Linked DNA regions of Homo sapiens: region 2 is linked to region 1. A link is a loop called in an ENCODE intact Hi-C map of the cell type or tissue named here. Cell type or tissue: A673. All regions are shown on one strand.

Region 1 (2,500 bases):
ATAAACTGTGTTACATCCATTCATATGATAATGTGTTTTTCAGTGATGAAAAATGAGCCAAGTCATGAAAATATTTGGAGAAAACTCAGATGAAATGAAGTGAAAGAAACCAATCTAGAAAGACTATATACTGTGTGATTACAACTGTATGACGTTCTGGAATAGGCAAAACTATAGAGACAGTAAAAAGATAAGTGGTTGTCAAAGGTTTGGAAGAAGGAAAGAAGGTGGAACAAAGGGGATCCTTAGGCCAGTAAATCTATTCTGAATGCTACCATAATGGTGAATACACGTCATTATATATTTGTCAAAGCCCATAGAATGTACAGCACCAAGAATGAAACCTGTTGTCAACTGTAGACTTTATTTAACAATAATGTATTCATAAAGTCATATCAGTTGTAAAAATGTAGAGCACTAATACAAATATTAATAATAGAAAGAGGTAAACAAAACTCTCTCTGCTTTCTACTGAACTGTTCTGTAAACCTGAGACTGTTCTTGAAAATATAGTCTATTAACTGTATGTATATGTTGTACAAAAGCAGGGGTAGGTTGGGATTTTTTGTTCCATTTTCAGCCTCCTAATATCTGGTGTGCCTGTGAGCACAAGTAGGTGATCAGATATATAGCTCTGCTCTTTAGAAGGGAGACCCACACGTTCCCTTCCTCTTAAGGACTCCTTCGCTTTCCTCAAGATTACCCCCATGCTCCTAGTACTTCTCTGGTTTTCTAATTGGACTGTGTATTAGTTTTAATACTCTATGTCTTCGAGTTAGCTCCTTAGAAATCACTGAATAGATGGATGAGTGATTCATGTTAGTGAGGTAAGAGGGAACAAAGCAGAGAGCGCAGACTGGCTCAAATGCCTAGCTCCAATCTCTGTCCTATATCTCACTAGAAGTTTGACATCCGGAAATCTTAACCTCTCTGTGCTTCAGTTTTCTTACCTGAATAGGAGAATAAGAGAACCTACTCATCTGTCACATAGTGAGCACTGTTATAGTGTTTGATCAATAAAATTAGTGTTAATAAATTTATGTTCTTCCCTTATACAACTGTTGGGACTCCCAGATACAATACTTTAAGAGCTAACTCTATTGGAGGGAATTTCACACCAGCTAGCATTGCTGATGATTCTCTTGTCCCCTAAATCACATTAAATGTAAATATCTCTTACATCTGTGCAGTGCCACCTACTGGTAAAAAGAAATAAAAATTAAAAATAAGTGGATTTAATATTTTCCTCATTAATAATAAAATTTTTAAAGCACCCAAAAGTTTGCAAATATATTGAGACCTCAGATCTTTTGCTAGTCTGATATCTTTCCTTTGACCTATTTTTGGATTTTGAAAAAGCAGACTTTGCAAAACAAAAAAATTAATACAAGTACAAAATTTTAAAAGAAGAAATGCTTTTTTATTAATGCTTTGAACTGACTAGGTTATTTAGGGGTTAAAATAATAACTTTCAATTTGCATCTAAGTGTCAAAATTGCTGAATGGTTTACAAACTCAGAAAGACAAATAAAAGAGCAAGGCCAAAGTGTTGCAGGCCCATGGTAGATGAGCAGCTTCCATGGGGTTTATCAGCTGGGTTTACTCAAGATTGTGTCATTCACTTTAATAGCATTAGCTAAATACGTACTCTAGGGAAAGTAAGAAAGCTGCTTACTTACTGTGCTGTCCAACGAATTGGTAGCTGCTCTTTCCATGAATGTCACATAAGACTTTAAACTTGAAGAATGGACTTTAGCTAGGTATAGGCTCCAGGAAAGCGGAAAATAAAGTTAAAAAGAACAAGACATAGATAAAAAGCCTGGGAAAGACACTACAGAAGGGACATCATCAATAAGAGATAAATATATTAAAGAAGCTCATACAATGAGTATGAGACGCAAAGTACAATTAATCTTTCCCTTAGGTACGGTAAATTGCCCTAAAATTGGGTTTTTCCTCATTTTGCAATAGACCTTAATGCTGATCTCTAGTTTTTCTTTTATATGATGCTATCAAATTGGTTTTATCTATTTTCTTTCTTGATTTCTTGACTAATTTGACTTGTTGATATGGTATCTGAGGATAAACCTATGTGCCTTTTTTTAAGTGTCCTTTAAATTCTCTTACATGGAAAGGCTTAAATAGAAGATGATTTTTTCAATTCCGTGTTTTCGATTTTGTTGTGCTCAGATTCCATGAATTTACAAGATTGCTGTGGAGTACTAAAAAAAAAAAAAAAGCTTCTGTTAAAGGACTAGAATAAACTCAATCTGCCCCAAAGGGATTTGTTTGTTAATTGCTTTGGTCCACTTTACAAGGTCAAATCCATTCTCCTAATGACGAATCTCATCTGTTCTGGCAAAGAAAGAAATGTTTTCTTTCACTTCTACGTGTGGCAAGAGCTCATTCATCTCAGTAAGTTCTGAAGAGAAATCTAGCTACATCAGAGAGAGGAGTATTCAAAGGGCAACTGATGGCCAGGAAGATATATGGAATTCAC
Region 2 (2,500 bases), 110 kb before region 1:
TCGGCTATACCTGGAAAGCCCTTGAGAACATGAGAGGTAAAGGAAAGCACCAGGGTTTGCCCATTACTACATGTAATATGGAGATAAGGTCAGGGAAAGAGGAGATGATTATGAAGCAAAACCAATTCACCTACTGCACAATTTGACTTATATCTGGTTCTGGTTGGTCATACAAGGTGGGTGGTGGGGTATGGGGCACATAACTACATCCTGCAGAAGAGTTTGACCCTAATGTGTGCTCTATTTATACTACTTGTGCACTTCTTTCTTTTAGCCAAGACCTACCTGAAATGGGATTTGTACATGCAGATATGGAGAAAGACACAGAAATTAAAGCTAGAAGAAAGAAGAAGGAAAACCAACTCAACAAGCTAAAAGTAAAGGCATTTATCTAATATGAACCTTGACTTCATCTCACTGGAATCTAAATCCTTACATGAGATTTTCTATTTACAGTTGATAGCTTAGCACACAAGAGCTGAGCATTATTAAACTGAAATGAATGTCCTATATAGCTGTATAGACTCCAGTTCCAGAAATAATCAGAATAGTTTATAGGGGTTGTTAATAACAGGCCATAACCAAGGAATACTATTAAGCAAAATGATACCTTTCTGGAATTTTGAAAGATTTGGGACAAGAAATACCTTCTTCAAAAGCTGTGTAAAGTTATGCAAAAAAAAAAAAAAAAAAAAAAAAAAAAACCTGATTGTAGAGAAATTGTTGTGGTCAGTGGACGATTGAATACATAGTGGTAGAAAATATTTTATTCCTGATAATTATTCCAAAAAAATATAAGTTTACCAGTGTAGATAAAATCTTTCAATAGCTCAAAAGTTTCTACAGCTCTCTGTAATGCAAAATTGTCTACCAACAGGCAGAACCAGCACAGTCTGACTGACACACAGCACTATAAACTGGTAATCTGATTAGAAGAATAGTAGTTCTGAATTAATTAACCCTTAAGTGATATTTTTTAAATTAGATTTTCAGTTTCCGGGTCTTTTAGTTGTCTTCATGATTATGGACTTCGACCGCCACCCAGTGGAGAAATGCATACAGTTTGCAATTCTTCAAAATAGTAATGTTCTTTAAAGTCTCATTATTTAATGTATGACCTCATGAGCATCTGGATGAAATCTCATAATGGGAAAATTACATTTTTTTTTCATTTTTTCCTGCAGCCTAGGAAGCCAGTAGGACACCGTTCGGGCACCCTGGAGGAAACTCCTCAGTGCACTTCTGCAGGCAGCCATATGGTTAGAATCAGCGGGTTCACCCAGTGCCAGCTTACAACGGGCGTGTATATGAATAGCATGCAAGCAATCAGACTAGCTATGGGTTTCATATACTCCCTCTGTATAGGGTGCTTTTTACACCTTATGGAAAAGGTAAGTTAGACAAGAGCTAATATTTTTCTCCCCAGTAAGGCAGCAGGACTGCCGTTAAAGTGATGTCAGAGTTTCCATTTCAGTTCCTTATTTTCAATGCTTTAGCCCTCTGCCGTAAACATTAACTCTATGAAAAAAAATACATACTCACTTATATTGCATCTCAGGCCAGGAGAACATTCTTCTTATTAAATAAATGGTCTTGAAAAGAAATTAGATTGAGCATCATAAAATTCTATTTTTAGGGGAGGTGGAACCAACACAAGGCAGAATGAGGGATTTTTTTGTAAACTGTAATGTGTTTTCTTTCAAATGTTTGGGAAGAAAACAACAAGAGGAGTCAGAATATAGAAAGTTTGCCCAACCTTGCCTAAAAGAGCCTATCTAGTTATTCTGATTATTATAACGCTACGCAAGGAGTTTATTCTGTAAAAATCAGGTCAAAGTGGCATTCCCCAATCCTGCCCTCCTAAATAACACAAACAGGTAATTTAGAAAATATTTCTGAGTAAACAAGCAAAAGCTCCCCTCACCTTGTCCAGTGGTACTCCAGCTCTCAGAGTCACGGCTCAGGCAGATTGAGGTTTCTGTGGTATGGCCTCTCCCCATGCAGTCAGTACCTGTTACCATGATAAAAAAGCATGTCAGTCTTCCTTGTGGTCTGAAAAGTTCCAGTTCTGAGTACTCAATTCATTTGGATAAAATAGATTTTTTTTAAGATTAAAAAAAACTCAGCTGTCTGATCAAGGCTATGTTTTTCTTTTGTATGATCTGCACTCCCTGTGTAAAAAGGAGTTGGTAGTAACCACAGATCTCTGCCTCTGAAGGTTAAAAGAAAAAGAAAAATAAAGAAAAGAAGGAGAAGGAAGACAATGACAGGAAGAGGAGGAAGATGAGAGAAGAAAGAAAGCAAGAAAAAGAGAAAAAAGAAAAAAATAAAGAAAAAGAAAGAAGGAAAGAAGGAAAGAAAGAAAAGAAAAGAAGAAAGAAAAAGAAAGAAAGAGAAAAAGAAAGAAAGAAAGAAAGGAAAAAATCTTAAGAATTTAATATTAGGTCAAAAAAATTGTGGTTTTGGCATAAAAACTGCCCTTTTAACTTCTGAAAACTTT

What was found. Peaks named below come from ENCODE experiments on the same cell type or tissue, not always from the same donor. Only the 100,000 strongest peaks of a DNase experiment are listed, where the experiment ranks them.
Region 2: a loop joins it to region 1, with 3 times the contacts of the local background. A loop is called at or near these places in 2 of 110 quality-filtered maps.

Annotation. Positions count from the first base shown.
Region 1 is chr12:85,309,369-85,311,868 of GRCh38, reverse strand. No RefSeq gene overlaps it. Among named protein-coding and RNA genes, the nearest start is that of LINC02820, 7.4 kb to the left of the region's middle. In A673, a CTCF peak has its summit at 1,239 (motif pointing left); DNase peaks (open chromatin) are centred at 1,168 and 1,608; H3K27ac peaks cover 542 bases.
Region 2 is chr12:85,423,629-85,426,128 of GRCh38, reverse strand. It overlaps LINC02820 (long intergenic non-protein coding RNA 2820), which reads right to left. Exons shown (of 5, transcript NR_183554.1): 4 at 1,925-2,011. Among named protein-coding and RNA genes, the nearest start is that of LINC02820, 110 kb to the right of the region's middle. RefSeq lists an enhancer at 1,329-1,418. In A673, a CTCF peak has its summit at 1,050 (motif pointing left); a DNase peak (open chromatin) is centred at 1,018; H3K27ac peaks cover 313 bases.